Regions from separate parts of the Mus musculus genome. Here region 1 is linked to region 2. Evidence: chromatin loops called from intact Hi-C (ENCODE). Cell type or tissue: left cerebral cortex. All regions are shown on one strand. Links, peaks and the distances in the headings refer to the core of each region. The heading gives the core; the rest is flanking DNA. Region 1 overlaps Col23a1 (collagen, type XXIII, alpha 1). Region 2 overlaps Col23a1 (collagen, type XXIII, alpha 1).

Region 1 (8,334 bases), core at 64-8,063, 120 kb after region 2:
GGACTCTTTGGCCTTTCCTGTACATTGTTGAGAGACTGGCTCTTGTTTAATTCCTTTGCCTCATGTAACCCCCAGATGCCACCAGGCTAGTCTCCTTCCTATTACTGTAACAAACACCATGACCAAAAGCAACTCAGGGAGGAGAGGTTTATTTGGCTTACACTTCCACATCATGGTCTATCGCAGAGAGAAGTCAGAACAGCAATTCAAGACCGGAAACTGGAGGCAGAAGCTGAAGCAGAGGCCATGAAGGGGTGGGGACTGCTAAGGATTGCACCACCTACAGTGGCCTGGGCCCTCCCACATCTCTGATCATTAGTCCCACAGCCCACAGACTTGCCTATAGGCTAATCCTATGTAGGTACTTTATCAATTGAAGTTCCCTGATAACCTTAGTCTATACCAAGTTGAGAAAAAAAATCTGACCAGCACAGCCATAGTGACAGGCAGAGGAGACCACCACCTTGTTTATTCTCAGATTTTCCTGTCCCCACGGACACCCTTGTTAGTACTTTATGGGAGAGAATTGGAGGTCCAGGTCCCTGCCCCAGGACTCCTCCAGGACCACTCCGGGTGCCTCATGACTGCCCCCATGTGGCCTCTATGGACTCTCCTGTGTTTCTGAGTTCCCTGTGGACGCCTACTTCTGGGTTTATAGAGGGGAGTGTAGTCGGCTGTCTGTGCTTTCCTCAGATCTTACTATGCATGAGAAGCAATCCCCATGGGTGGCAAGAGTCAGTCTTCACAGGCAGGAATTCCAGCTGTTCTTGCAACAGGAGAGGGGGAAAATGCCCAAGCAGCCTCCTCCAGCCTCCTGTCGAGGGGCTGAGATAACTGGAGCCCTTGAGCACGGTTTAAATGTCCAGATTGGGCTGGTCTTCATGCATTTGGCTTTTTTAAAAGAACTCTTCCTCTGTAACACTCAATCCTCCTGTCTCAGCTTCCCAAGTGCTGGCATTACAGGTGTGGCCCACCACGCCTGCTTTTCCTTAGACTTTCTCAGAATTATCAAAACTATTTAAACTCTTTTGTTTGTATTCTGTAGGTAAATGCCAGTGTGTGTGTGTGTGTGTGTGTGTGTGTGTGTGTGCGTGTGCGTGTGCGTGTGTGTGTGTGTGTGTGTTTAAGTGAAGAACACATAGGTGTGTTTGTGGGAATCTCAACAAATCATAGATGAATTTAGCATCACTTCTTGTGAAGAGCATGGTGCCTGATGGGGCTGGCCGGCCTGGGAGGCAGGCCCTGCCTGGCACATGGTAGGTTCTTCGAGAAATCTCTGTGATGTCTCTAGCCCTGACTGGTCAACACAGGGAGCCCTGGATGCAGGATACCCAAGCTGCGCCCCACCATCTTTGCTGATCTACCCCCACCAAATTTAAGAGCAGGTGTCTGGAATTTCTTTCACAAACCTGACTAGTTGTTGTTGGTTTTGTTGTTTTTAGTTTTCTTTTAATTGGCCCAGTGGCTCAGAATACTTGCTGCTCTTGCAGAGGACCCGGATTCCGTTCCCAGCATACACATGATGGCTCACAACCATCCATAGTCTCAATTACAGGGTAACTGATGCCCTCTTCTGACCTCCACCGACACCAGCCACATACATGATACATGTATATATACATGCCGGCAAAACACTCATGCACATGAAATAAATAAATCTTTTATTAAAAAAAAGTCTTAATATGGATTTTTGTTATTTTTTAATTATGTGTATATGTGTGTCTGTGTGTGGGTAGAGCTTGTGCCCAAGAAAGCCAAAGTACAGAAGAGGGCACTGGATCCCCTGGAACTGAAGCTATTATTGTTGGTTGTGAGCCACCTGGCATAGGGAACCAAACTCAAGTCAAAGTACATAATCTATTTGAATGAAAATTTCGTCATGAAACCCACGAATATGTACAAGAATGTACATGAATTCAAGTACAAGATAGTAAATCAGAAAGAGCCTGGGGCTGGAGAGATGGCCAGTGGTGAAGCGCTGCCTGCTCTTGCAGGACACCCTATTTGCGGCTCTCCAGCCCTCAGAAGCCTGTCTTGTTGGCTCTTACCATAAACTGCAGGCATTACAGTTTGTAGGCATGGTGCTGGCCCATGCATCTGTCCCAGCCTGGGTTGCCCAAGAAGGCTGGCAGGCGCCTTCAGCTCCGACCCATGGGGTCTTACAGAAGCCTCTGTTGTTTTATGTTTTAGCCTCCCATTGTCTTCTTTAGAAAACTCTTGCAGATGTCAGCACAGTTGGGGCACGGGGCCATGGCTTCAAACAATAGCTTTGCATCTGCAAGACAGCCCACAGGCCACTGGGGGCTGAGCCTTTAGACATGGGAGGCTTCAACCCTTTCCTCTGGCAAACAGGCCTAATGCTTCGGTCTTTTGTCTGGAAGTAACATACCTACACTGTGAGCCCCTGCCCTGTAACAGAGGTCCTGGAGACCAGGCTGCAGGGCCATTGCTTCTCACAGGCTAAGTGCGGCCGACTGTCAAACAGCAAGAGTAGTGCCATCGATAGGCGCCAGCTTCAACAATCAAACAATGCATCTAAAGGTCTCCAGGGAGGAAAAAAGGAAGCAGTGTAGGTGTCGCCCCTGAGTGTGTGGAGGGGACTGGCCCTAAGCACCCCACTTTTAACAAAATCTAGGTCCCTTCTCTAAAGTGACCATAGTCCAGTAGATGGCTCAACAGGTAAAGGTGCTTGCCATACAAGCCTGATGATGTAATTTTGGTCCTTGGTACTGATGGAGGAAGCAGCAGACCCAACACACAAACAATAATGTCAAATATAAGATGTCATAGTATCTACATAGAATCTACACACACCCCTGGATACTATGAGCCATTTCTGCATGAAACGCATGCAAAGCCGGGTAGTCAGAATAAGAAATGTCCCCCGCAGACTTCTGTGTTTAAACAATTGGTTCAGATTATCCTATTGTATTGTGAGTGGTGTGGGTATGTGAGGGGGAGGGGTACACATAGTTGTGCATGTGTGCAGAGGCCAGAGGACAACTTTGTTTTTGTGAGACAAGTTCCCCGACTGACCTAGAACTCACCAGGTAGACCAGGCTAGCTACCCAGAAAGCCACAGGATCCTCTTCTGTCTGCCTTCCCAACACTGGGTCTACAACCCCATGCCATCTCACCAGTTTTTTTTTATGTGGGTTCTAGAGACTGAACTCGGATCCTTTTATTATTGAGTGTGAGTTTTCCGTACCAGACTGAAACCAAGAGCCTCAGCAAAGTTTCCCTGCTCTTGGTCACTTGTCTCGGGTATTCAGCTGCTGCTATGGTAGAGGAGAGTTCCAGCATGGAACATTCGAGAGATGGAATGGAGGAGGGAGAGGGGACAGGAGAAAACGCAGCACATATGACACTGTGAGCAGTTCTCAATGAGCTGTGCCAAGGTAGCGAAGAAAGCTATGCCAACTGAAGAGCAGCTGTAATCTCGTTGCTACTGCTTAACGGCATCCCTAAGAGGCAAAACCATGGCAACAGAGGTAAAAACAAACTCTTAGGCAGATCGCTATACACCAGAATTCATAAAATCATGACTCCCCATTAGCCACCAAAAGATGGGTGCCACCAAAGTGTCCAATAAACTGCTGAGATACGAGCTGATACACACAGTGGTGTAATATGCAGCCTTTAAAAGAAAGGGAATTCTGGTTCGTGCTTGTTTGGTAATTTTTCCATAGCTGGGATAAAATATCATGACCAAAAGCAACTGACAGAGTTTATTGGCTTATGGTCCCATAATGGCATAGCAGTAGGCAGCCAGAGCCGGAAGCTGAGAGCTCACATTTCCACCCACACACAGGAAGCAGACAGGAAGGAGGATGAGGCTCTGAACTCTCAAAGCATGCTTCCCGTGACACACTTCCCCCAGGAAGGCTGCAGCACCTCGCCAAAGCGTGCCACCAGTCAAGGACCAAGTAGTCCAATACAGGAACCTGTGTGGGACATTTCTCATTCAAACCACCAGATAGCATAGCATAGATGTACCCTGGAGATACGCCATGTGAGACACGCCAGAAAGGAAAGAAACAGAAGATATCGTGTGTGAGAGAGGGATGCTGGTACTCTGAAGATTCACAGAGATACAAGTCAAATAGATGTTGTCGGCAGTGGGGGATGAAGGGTAGTTACACTTTAATGGGTACAGTTTTTCTTTATGATAATGGGCAGGTTCTGGGAAGAAACAGTGGTGGTAGCTGCAAAGATTATAAATATATTTAATTTCACTCAGTTGTGGACTTAAAAACTGTGAGACTAGGCATGGTGGTTCATGTCTGTAATCATAGCAACACAGACTGCCTCAGGGGGGATCATTTTGGGTTCAAAGGCAGCCTGGGCTGTATAGTGTTTCAGGATAGACTGAACTAAAACTTGAGACCTGTCTGAAAACAAACAGAAACAGGTGTGGTGGCATACACCTACAATCTCAGCATGTAGGAGGGCGAGGCAGAAGGATCGCCCATGAGTTCAAGGCCATTCTGGTCTACACAGGGTAACCGGGTTATCATAACAAGGCCCTGCCTCAAGGAAGAGGAGGTGTTAAAATAGTAAATTTTATTTTGTTAAGGGGTGAAGGTCAGAGGACAGCATGTAGGAGTCAGCTCTGTCCTCCCACCATGTGGGCCCTGGGGATCGAACTCACGTTGTCAGGTTTAGCAGCAAGCACCTTTACTTGCTAAGCCGTGTTTCAAGTCCTATGTTACATATATTTCTCCACTGTTTTTAAAAAACTGTAAGGACATCCAGGTGGAGTCCCAGTCCTGAGAGGAGGCAGTAGACATACAGTACCATCCCTAACCAAGGAACTATCTGCAACTGATACCCACTGGCAAAGGAGACTTCTCCCGCAGAGTGATTAGCAGTGGGCATGTCGCCCACACTCCAGGACAGTCCGTATGCCCAAAAGTATTTGGCCAACTCAACATGAACTCCGTGAGGTTTTATTTTGATGTGGACTTTTTCTCTCATTTTGTTTTCTCTGGGCATTTTTGTGTGCATGTTATTGGTCTTTTGCTTGTTTTGATTTTCATTTTTGTGGGGTTTTGTTTATTTTTTTTCTTGAATGAGAAAAAAGAGAATGTAAAGTTGGGTTTAGAGAGGAGGGAAAGTTCTGGGAGGAGTTGGGGGAGGGAAAAAGACAATGACCATAACATATTGTATGGAAATTTTTTTAGTAAAAACCATAAGAAGGGACAACAAACCTGTGGCTGGCATAGATCATAGGAGAGTGACAGAGAATGGCAAGGGAATTAATTAGTTAGTTAATTAATTAATTGATTATGGAATGATGCTATCTTAACTTAGCATATGGTCGCATGCTTGTTCACTGATCTAAACGAGTGAACGGTACACCAGGAAGAGCAGATCTGACACCGTGCAAATTTCAAAGATAAACTTTTGCAAAGAGGCACTCCAGCTGCGCTCTGACTGTGCTCACTGGGTCACTCATCTTGCCAGCAAATATTTATTAACCCCACCTGCACACTAGGCCCAGTGCCAGGAGCCCCATCCCCAGGGAGTCCCAGGGGTGGACACAGGGTACATCCTCACATTGATGAGCCAGAAGAAATGAAAACCATGTGCCTGCAGTTAGAATTGAGATAAAAATCATGTCAGTAAGTTTTCCCTCAGAGGCTGCCTCCGACATCCAGTGGCTCTAGGTGCTTTCAGACCCGTCAAGTCCTTTTTAGTTGGATGTGTTTGCACAGTGTTGCCCGCCCCTGCCTTCTCCGGCCTGCCTCCCTCCCTCTTGGATGCTTTGGGTTTCAGTGAAGTGTTGGTTTGCCTGTTTGTTTTGGTACACCACCTCCTCCTTTAGCAGGAGTGGTTTAAAATTTCAAAAGCATCTCACATTTGGGAAGCTTTAGGTGTGCCACCTCTGCCTCCCTCAGCACAGAAACTCAGGGTCTCATCCCTCCAGGCCTCCATATACAACTTCTGCCCACTGCTTCTTCTCCACGATCCCTTTCAAGGGCACGGCTCCCATCACCTCAGGACTGCCCACTCACTAAGCCTCTCTTTAAGATCTTTGTTTTTATTCATGCCTATGTGTATATGTCTGTGCACATGTGTGCATGTGCCCACGGAGGCCAGGAAAAGGTGTCAGATGCCCTAGCGCTGGAGTTACATGTTAGAAGTCACCTGGTGTGAAGCTAAGAGCTGAACTCAGGTCCTCTGGAAGAGCAGTAAGTGCTCTTAACCACTGAACCATCTCTCCAGACCCAAGACCTCCACCTCTTAGGCTTTTGTACCATCACTCCCCAAGGTGCAGCCCTAAAGACTTAATACATGGCAAGGTGTGTCACTGCCATGAGAAATAGTCCTCCCAAACATTAGGAGAATTGATAGCGGCCACCCAGAGCCTGCCTGGCCAGGACAGTGGCCTGATGACTAGGGACAGACATGGCTAATAACGGAGCATGGGAGGTTAACAGAGCTGTCACTGTTTCTCTGTCGAGATGACCCTGTCTTGTTATGAAGCCTCGAGCTTCATAACCGAGTTGTTGTGTCCCCAGCTCAGAAGGTGGTTTTGCTCTGAGCACCCTGACTCTGCAGAACTGGATCACAGCCTGTTTCTTAGACCAAGAGACGCCCTTGGCTCCTAAGGAAAGCCAACAATGGTAGCCTGCATAGGGATGGCTGCTCTCAGGCCTCAGCTCCTCACCAAGCTGGCATCTTACAATTATACGTAAGAGGCAAAAAGGAATAAGTTGGCTAGCAAAATGGCACCGTAGTAAAGGCACTTGTAGAGCAAGCCTGGCAACCAATGTGTCTAATCCCCAGCATCCTTGTACCGGTGGGAGGAGGGAGACAACTCTGTAAAAGCTGAACTCAGACTTTCATGCACATACCATGGAATATGCAGGTCATTTGCACACTCACACACAAATAATGACGTAAATTTAAAAGGAGGGCCGGAGGTCCAGTGTACACAGAGCTTAGGACAAGAGGGCAGGACAGTGGCATCTGCTGAATGTTCCTTTATTCCGGGCACTTTGGTTGCTGTTTGATTGCCACAACTGCCCCAAGACTGGAGATTCCCAGTGTCATTTTCCAGGGAACTCTGAGTTTCCAGCTACTGTCACTTCCTGGGGTTCTGTCTTACAAGCAGCCAGGCCTGGGCTGGAAGGCATTGGACCTTGAGGAGCCCCTTAGTCTCCTGCTGGCACAGAACTCTCTCCACCCCTTCCTGGATTCTATGTGCACAGCCTGGCTCTGTGCAGCGTAACAAGGTACCCATGCCATCCGGGACAGACTGTCTCCCAGGAAGCCACCCCTCGTATGACAGGTGGCCTTCAACACTGAATCTCTGACATTTGCTCCACAGAGCCCAGGGAAGCCACGGATGCTCAGCTGTTCTGCACCTTTGAACTCCATGCCAATCTACCCCACCCCGGGCTGGAGGCCAGGGTGCCAAGCAGCGACTGCAGGGAGCCTCGCCGAGCATGGGCGTTTGGAGCTGGGGTGGCTTACAGAAACTTTAGCTCTATCACTCCCTCAGCCCTTGACTAAGACCCTAGCCAAGTCATTTGGGTCCACTGTGTCCAGTTTGTAATCTCAAGAGTGATTTCATGACTCTGGATCTCAGTTTCCCCCATGACAACAAGAAGCCTGCCCTCCGTGTTGGGATGGCCACAGGAGCCAGGCAGCGGGGCTTGTAATTTATAGCTTGGACACACATATATACACTTAAATTAAAAAAAAAACAAAAAAAAACAAAAAAAAAACTTTTTTTAAGAATAGAGAAAGATACATTCATGTTTTTTACTGGTGTCCAGAGTGGTGCTGGGAACTGCATCAGGCATCATGGGTAGACCAGACCATGGTGGCTTTGGGAATGATGAACAAATGAATTTATAAATGAATAAAAGAAATCAATACCATGGCTACAGTTGCATGAGTTTGAGCACCTTGAGAATGGCTAAAAGAAGGTTCCTGGGAGCCCACCTCTACCTCCACAGTCCGTAAGAGAAGAGCAAGTGTCCTCCAGCTATGGTGGCTCCAGGTTGAGGGCTTGTAGTTGACAGGTTCTGTGCCAAGCTCTGAGTTAGGCACTCATGCCTGGGGGAAATCCCACACAGCGTCTGCCTCATGGAGCCTCGCACACATACAGAGCCTGTGCTTTGCCTGTGTCAGAGCCCTGGGCTGCCTTCCTACCTGGTACAGACAGAGAAATTACCTGAATCCTTGTCTCAGTCTGTTTACTGTTGCTATAACAAAATACCCAAGAGTGGATAATTTATGGTCTGCATAGCTCACAGCTCTAGAGGGTGGAAAAATGCTAACAAAAGCAGCCAATCAGCAGCCCAACACAAAACTATTCAT
Region 2 (8,334 bases), core at 158-8,157:
TGCCTTCTGGGGTTTACTGTTTCTCTTGGATATGATCTCAGGCTTATATCATGTCATATCATATCATATAGAGCTAGTGCTGCCTCATCTTGGTTTAATGACAGGATCCTGTCACAGGGTTGAGATGCCCTGAGTTGTACTCAGCTCATTTCCCCTGTAGGACATGAGAGGTTTTTTTTTTGTTTGTTTTGTTTTTTTTTTTGTTTTTTTTTTGTTTTTTTTCTCATCCTGTGTCTTTATAGAGTCTATAGGGTCTACAATATGCACCAAACTGCATCCATCCTGTGATGGAGAAATGAAAGCCTGCATATAACCTTGTTGTCTGACTCTGGCTTTGTCTGAACCTCTTCCTGAGTCAGGAGTTGCTTCACACTTGGGTTATGGTTGGGATGGAAGGACATATGCCTTCTGTTTGTGGAGAAACTGACCAGGTTGACAATGAAGTGTGCTCTGTGGGACTCGGCCTGCATTGGGCTAAGAATAGCCATGATGTAGTGTTTCTCCCATGGGATACCTCAGGGCCAGCACCTTAAAGCCTGAGAGGACTGGGTTCAAATCTTGACCCTTCATGGCTCACCTTATGGGTCCTGGAAACAGCGTCCTCCTTGGTTTGTTGGCTGCTTGTTTGGCATGAGAACATTAATAACTTCTGACCATCCTTTGTGAATAATGCAACACTGGAAACATATCAAGCCCATAGCTAAAGTGCAGGGCTCAGAAATGGACCTGGTTTCAGGAGCCCCTGAGCTTAGGGACTGTCCCCATCACTCACCTTCTGTCTCTGTCCTTCTCAGGCTGCCTTTCCTCGGGGTGCTTGCTCTGTAGGAAGGTGACTGCCAATAGCTGTGGCTAAGCCAATCCTGATTAGCACCACCCCAGATAAGCACTGTCCTTCCTCACCAGCCCCTATGACTGGAGACCGGGAGGTATTGAGGGCTAAACTGTGAGAACTCTTCAATTCATACCTGAAATCTTAACCCTTCCCTGTGCCTCAGCATGAGATGATCTTCAGAGAGTGGTACTTAAGGTGAAAGGAGGCCAGGAAGAGATTTGGAGAACATATGCATGTACACACACACACACTCATTTGCACTCATGCACATACATGCACATGCATGCACACGCACATGCATATAGGTACACACATATATATGCATGCACACGCATGCATACACGAATATGCACACACAGACACTGTGTATACACACACACACACGCAGATAGGTGCGTGCATATACATACTCAGGGACACATGTGCACATCTATACACAGGTATATACACATGAACACAGGTGCACACATGCATATACATACACATACACACACATGCAGCTATGAGGGAGAGTTGACTACTAGAAACATGGTTTGGGGGACAGTAGCTACCCCAGGAAGATCAGAGTTCTGTTCCCAGAACAAGAGAAAATTCACACATCTAGGTAAACAGTAGATGACCCGTTAGGCTTGTACCAGGGACAGATGGCTAGATGGTTCTTATTGTGACAGTAGACAGATTCTGGGTTTGGCCAAAGACCGGCTCTACTTCAGGCACCCAAGGACTTTGTTTGCCCTCTTTAAATTTGCTATGTAGTAGATGCTGGCCTTCTTGCCTCTGCTTCTGAGTTCTAGTACTATAGGTGTGCAGTGCCCAGGACTTGCTTCAGTCTTTCATTTGTAAACAGGGTACTTACTTCGTGGGATTATGTCAAGATCGAATGTATGAGTGAACACCTAGCAAAGGTTCCCCTCCACATCTCAAGAGGAAGCTCTTGATTGTCATGAGCTCAGATCCATGTGGTCACCCAGGTATGGAGAGGGGAGAGAAGGTGCAGACATTGCCTGGGAATGCTCTGGAAGGAGAGAACAAAGGGCTGGTGAGTTACACCAGCATGCTCTCCTGGGCTGGTCAGTTATACCTTCGTGCTTTCCTGGGATATGGGTGAGAAAATACCGGTGACCGAGGAGTAAGAGAAACAGACAGGAAATCACAAGGCTGGAAACCATTCAATCAGATGCTACCAGAATCCGGAAACCCTGAGCACAGCCTGTCACTTCTGTCCCTTCAGGCTTGTTTCTAATTAGACTCCACCTGCCTTGAGCAGTCTCAGGAACTTTCTGGAAAAGTGGTAATCTTCGCCATTGTCTTTTTGTGCCCTTCTGCATTGCTGTGTGGTATTGCAGGGATGCTGCGTGTGGCCTCCAGATGGTGTGTGCTGGACTTACCTCATGGGGGATTGGCGGGGCGGGATGGTAAGCCATTTCCAGAAAGGAACAAATGTGTACGTGAGAGGTAGAAATTCCCCACTCGTGTGGAAGTCCTTTCTTTAAACACCAAGCATGGTGTGGACATGACATGAGCTGATGAGAGTGGCTGTAATTTGTGGAGAGTGTTACTAAGCAGAACGCTCTGAGCGGTAAAGCCACTGGTGGTCGGGTTTTCGCTCCATTGGTGTAGAGTAAGAATGAGCTTAGGGAAGAGAGCTTGCGCTCTTCAAACAAGAAATTATGTTCATTTGACACATTTTTGAAATTGTATATGTATGATATATATACATATATATATACATATACACACATATATATACACACACACACACACACACATATATATATATATGCATATATATATATATATATATATATATATATATATATATATATTCCCCCAGGAGTGGTAAATCCCAGCTGACTTGATATTGTGGAAAGGTTGAGTGTCTGTAAAGGTGTTATCTAAACTAACCACAGCAGACAGAGCTGAAGGCAATCTTCGGGTCTGATCTATCTTCCTCCCTCCTTCCTCCCCTCTCTCCCTCTCTCTCCCCCCCATCTTTCCTTCCTCCCTCCTCTTATCTCCCCCTCCCCCATCTCCCCCTCCCTCTTCCCCCTCTTTCTTCCTTCCTTTCTTCCTTCCTTTCTCTCTCTCTCTCTCTCTCTCTCTCTCTCTCTCTCTCTCTCTCTCTCTCTCTCTGTCTCTTTCTTTCTTTCTTTCCTTCCTTCTTTTCAGTGCTAGAAGTTAAACCTGGGGCCTCACACGTGCTAGGAGAGCATCCCATAGCCGGGTTTTACAGCTGCTGAACTCTTTTCAAGACAGGGCCTCCTGGTTTAATCCTGGCTCAACCTGACTTTGCAGGCCTCTTGCCTCAGCTTCTCCAGTGCTGGGGTTATGGGGTGAGCAACCGTGCCCGGCAGTCATTTTTAATTTTTTTTCTGAGCTGGGGATTGAACCCAGGGCCTTGTGAGTGCTGAGTAGGCAATCTGACTCTGAGCTTCCCCCAGCCCTTTAAATTAGCTCCCCCTCCCTCCTCTCTGCAGTGATGCTGAGGATAGAACCTAGGACCTTGTATATGCTAGACAAGCACTTCAACCCTGAGCTGGGCTCTTATCCCTCATGTGTGTGCGCATGGGCGTGTGCCAGAACTCTCTGGAGAACGATGTCATCGCATTTCCCACACTCTTCTGTGCACAGATGTCAGTCCGTTTGGTTATTTGTTCATTTACTCACATGTCCAGTCCTAGTTAGGGTGACATATAAGACCGTTAGGGTCCGCTGCAAACCCATCCTTAGAAGAAGATGCTTCAAGTTGTAGAATCAATCAATTAAAAAAAAACGGAGTAAACTTGTGTAGTACAAAGAAAAGTCCTACAAAAGTTAAAAGGAGACATTGCTGAGGCTAGAGGATCTATACAGACAGGTTGGTTTGCAGAGAGCAGAATCCTTCACTGGGGAGGTAGGAGCTGGGTAGAGTTTTGAAGACTGGTTGGCATGTTAACCAGCTTGCATAGGGTCACAGGGCCTTGAGGCCTGACATCCTGAGCAAGATAAAAGGGAAGCATGAAGTTTAAACTCTTGTTGAAAGGCAGCTGTGGGGATTAAGATGAGCTGAGGGCTAGCAAGGAGTGGGGCTGTGTGCTGTGGGATGCACCATGGAGTGTCTGAGTAGAGTTTATTTCAAGAGGGGGACCCTAGAAGTGGCAGGAGGGCAGACTGGAATTGCAGATCTGGATGCATCACAGAGGCCCCTAAGAGGGTGCTCAGGGGAGGCACTGTCTCTGTTTGATCATGGTCACATCCTCTGAACCTAGAGTGGTGCCTGATTTGTGGAGAAGCACTGAGAAACATGTGGCAATGGCCTTTCCTGGGAAGAGGTCCTGAGGAGGTGAAGGAGGGCCCTGGGTACTGATGGGGAGAAGAGCTGCAGAGACACCAGGACCCGTGGTAAAGAGTCACAAACATGGTACCGGTAGGGGAGCAGACGGAGATCACAGGAGCTGCAAGGCCTGGGGCAGGGAGGGGGTGGGGGTGGAAGTTGCCCTAACCTGAAACAGGACTGGATTCAGGAGATGTGGTGAGCATAGTTTGGGGCTGTGGTTTTACAAACCAATTGGTAGATTCACTGACGAGTGGAAAATGCTAATTAGAAGTCTTCTCTCCCGATGTCATCTAGCCACTCCGAGTCTATTAATTATCGAATGTGCCCAGCACCATAAAGATCTTGAAATGCAACTAGAGTCTGACCTTTGGGATTTGGAGCTTTTCTCGTGACCACCAGAGGGAGCCCATTTATTTCATTAAATTCTGTAGAATTCTAACAGAATTAAAAAACAAAAACAAAACAAACAAACAAACAAAAACCAAACCCTTGGGTCAATGAGTCAAGAGGCTTGCAAACTCAAGGCCAGCTTGGGCTACCGAGAGAGTGCAAAGGTAGCCAGGGCAGCTTTATGAGATCTTTAAACAACAGAACAAATTTAAAAGAGCTGGGGATACAGCCCTGTTGTAAAGTGCTTGTCAGCATGTTGGGGGCCTAGGAATGTCCAGCACTATAGGCACACACACACACACACACACACACACACACACACACACACACACATCACAGAATAAGGAAAACTAGACACATAAGAGGAGAATGGAGAAAAATATGATATGCGCCCCCCTAGAAGAAAATCTAAGGGTGCCATTTTCCTATGATGCATCTATTTACAGAGTACTCAACACTACCTTGAAAGCATGGTTAACAGTAAGATGAACAGAAGAAATGCCAGAAATGGCAAACATGGAGAAGTCTGGGCTATCAAGGACTTAGTTAGCAACCTAGGCCATCTAGCACGCCCCTTGTTGTCACGGGGATGTCTAGGGACTGCGACTTGCTGTGCTTACTAAATATCAAGAGAGGGACATATTGCACAAAACTAAAGTGAAATTTGGAGAGGGGGGTGAGACAGAATCTTACTCTGTAGCCTTCGCTAGCCTGGAATTCTCTCTATAGATCAGGTTGGCTTCAAATTCAGATGTTTCTCTGCCTCTGCCTCTGCCTCTGCCTCTGCCTCTGCCTCTGCCTCTGCCTCTGCCTCTGCCTCTGCCTCTGCCTCTGCCTCTGCCTCTGCCTCTGCCTCTGCCTCTGCCTCTGCCTCTGCCTCTGCCTCTGCCTCTGCCTCTGCCTCTGCCTCTGCCTCTGCCTCTGCCTCTGCCTCTGCCTCTGCCTCTGCCTCTGCCTCTGCCTCCTGAGGGCTGGGCATACCACCAAGCCCAGCTTAATTAAAAGGTTGATGGACTTTTTAACACACACGGCTTTGGAATCATTCTAAAGCTGAATGCTGAGTTACAGTTAAGTTGAGGACTACAGCCATGAAGAGGGGAAGAGATTTACCTTAAAGTCTCCATATGGCCAGGAGGTCAATCAGGGAGACCTATGTGTGGGCCATGTGTCTGAATCATGGGGGAAAGCAGGGTCTTCAGTTCCCACTCGGGCTGGAGAGCACAAAAATTCACATTCTGGTTTGAGACCAAAGACATATATACAGAACCTATATTACAGAACCAAACGCTGGTGATATTCATAAAGTATGGAGGTATTCTTCCCGAACGTTCTCTCTTGCTTGGCCCTTTGGTTCTATTTACAGTTTGACAGAAGATCCACCCGCGTGTAGAGAGCAATCTGGGTTCCTGAAGTCAACCAATTGAAACCTTACTCTCACCCAAAGGTGACTTCCCAGGCCCCTGCAGAGTAATGCTTGCCTGCATGTGTGGCTATTGCGGCCCAGTGAGTTCACACTTGACTCAGCATCTCGCTTCCCACTCCTTACCTCATGGCTCCTGTTCCACCCTGCTGGAACTCTCACTTTCTCTCACCCATAAGTTCCTTTTTCCTGCCCTCCAGGCATCCACTGAGCCCTTCCTGGCTATGCCATCCTTACCTCTGGCAGCCACCCAAGGCCTTCCCCTGGCTGTGCGGGAGGAAGTCTCGGGTTTAATAGGGTTCGGTGACTTCCCTCTTTACTGTCGAGTACAAACAAGGTCCTTATCTCCAGACTTCTCAATCTATTTCCTGACCTGTCCTGGAGCCCATCCCTCAGATCATAACTTCTTCCCGTGTCCTTCTGCATTACTCAGGTTCTCCATCATCATCCATGAGCCTGGAACCTTCTTGGCATTCCTTTGTGTTCTTTGTGACATGACTCACAATATCGGAGATGAAAGAATGACTGGAAGATGGTTAGAAAAATCGGGAATGTATACACAGAGCAGAATTCTATTCAGTCATTAAAAAGGACAGGATCCTGTGATTTGTGGCAACATGGATACACCCAGCCAGCCAAGAAACATAGTCTGGCTACAGAAGGACAAGTTCCTTGTGGTCTCAACTCATATGGTATCTTAAAAGGCTAATCTTACAAAAGTAGAGAGGGAGAGAGAGGAGAGATTGGCCCCAGATACCAAGTTGCATTTGGGCAGGAGGGATCAGGTCTGGCCATGCTTTGCACGGTAGGATGATTGCCATTGGCAGGAACTTAGTCCCTCTTTCAAAACAGAGGATTTTGAACAATGAAAGAAGTGACACTGAATGTGCCAAGTATTCTAGGTTGCTCTTGGTTACTCAGTGTGTGCATGCATCCAAATATCATGAATGTCTATGCACCCACTAAAAGTGAACTCTGTGGACTAGAGGGAGGGGTCATCAGTTAAGAGCACATCCTCTTGCAGAGGTTTGGGTCCCAGAGCCCACATCAGGCCTGTGCATTCGTTCAGTACCTGTTCCTAGCTGCCTGAATGCAGCAGAGATTGGCACTCCATTGGCCCAGGCACTTCTGCATATAACTCTAGCTCCAGGAAATACCATGCCCTCCTCTAGCCTCCACAGCACGTGAATACATACCCACATACTCACACATATATTTTAAATCTTAAAAAAACATTTTAAAGTCTCTCCCCTCTCCTTACCGAGGAATCTGGATCCATTCCCTAAACACAGCTTGATCCCATTCCCTGAGATGTTTCTTCTTTTTTTCAGAAGAATCAGTTGCTCCTGATTCCTTGACCACCCCCACCCCAACACTTTGGGTACCCCTTACCCACAGCACCTGTGAGCCGACAATGGAGTGGGAGTGCCATTTCTATTGTCTGTGGCTACTTCTGCTCTGTGATCACTCAAAGGCAGGGTCAGGCCTGGAGGAAGGGCAGCTCAGCTCTCACTACTGTACACATGGGCTTCAGTTGATTTTATAAATGTGTTTATGTGATTTGTGAAGTGACAGAGACATGTCTCATAGGGATTGTTGCAAAGAAGAGGCAGTAAAAAGTCTATAAATAAGCTGCTGTGGCCGATACTGTTCTAGGCTTTCCACGCCATCCAGCAGTGTGGAACATGCCATCAGTGGGCACTCTGTCCACACCCATGGCCAGTCAACCCTCCTCTGGTGTCTAATCTTCATCCTGACTCTTTATCATGCTTTCAGCACATAGTAATTTTTGTTCTTGCTCATCTGAGATGTCACTCAGGCCAAGCTTGGCTCTACTGACTTCTGAGTTTGCCCCAGGGGCCAATGATTGGAAAATCACTTGCTCTTTTTTTTTTTTTTTTTTTTTTTTGGTGGCGCTGGCCAGGGTCCCTAAGCAATGAATCACATCCGGTTGGACTCCTTGCCACTCTCTGATGCGGAAATGTAATCCCTGTGGGGAAACGTTTAGATCTCCTTCCCCAAAATGCCTACTGTGCCCTTCATCACTCACGTGGTCTGTGCATTCATTCTGTCCCCGTTCCTAGCTGCCTGAGTGGAGCAGAGACTGGAGCTCCGTTGGCCCCGGCACTCCTGCATGGATGCATCCTACTATATTGCAGATTAGAATGTGCCTATCATAGCCACATACTAAGTGTTGGCCATCAGCCTGTGGTGCCATGGGTGGTAAAACCTTTAGGAGGTGAACTTTTAGGAGGTGAAACCTTTAGAAAGGAAGTGAGATCATCATGGGGTGGAGGGGGCGTTCTTGTTGCCCTTTGCTCCCCACCCACCATGAGATGAACAGCCTCCTGTCATAATGTTTTGCCTCACTTTGCT

What was found. Hi-C counts contacts between places; a loop is a spot of excess contacts. Peaks named below come from ENCODE experiments on the same cell type or tissue, not always from the same donor. Only the 100,000 strongest peaks of a DNase experiment are listed, where the experiment ranks them.
Region 1: it touches region 2 in a loop (1.9-fold over the local background); 12 of 42 quality-filtered maps call a loop at or near these places.

What each region holds. Positions count from the first base shown.
Region 1 is chr11:51,446,618-51,454,951 of GRCm38, forward strand. All of the region lies in intron 2 of Col23a1 (collagen, type XXIII, alpha 1), which reads left to right. Among named protein-coding and RNA genes, the nearest start is that of Phykpl, 130 kb to the right of the region's middle. In left cerebral cortex, for the core only: a CTCF peak has its summit at 596 (motif pointing left); DNase peaks (open chromatin) are centred at 597, 3,483 and 3,786.
Region 2 is chr11:51,322,569-51,330,902 of GRCm38, forward strand. The region is part of intron 2 of Col23a1 (collagen, type XXIII, alpha 1); the gene reads left to right. Among named protein-coding and RNA genes, the nearest start is that of Col23a1, 37 kb to the left of the region's middle. In left cerebral cortex, for the core only: a CTCF peak has its summit at 4,538 (motif pointing right); a DNase peak (open chromatin) is centred at 6,137.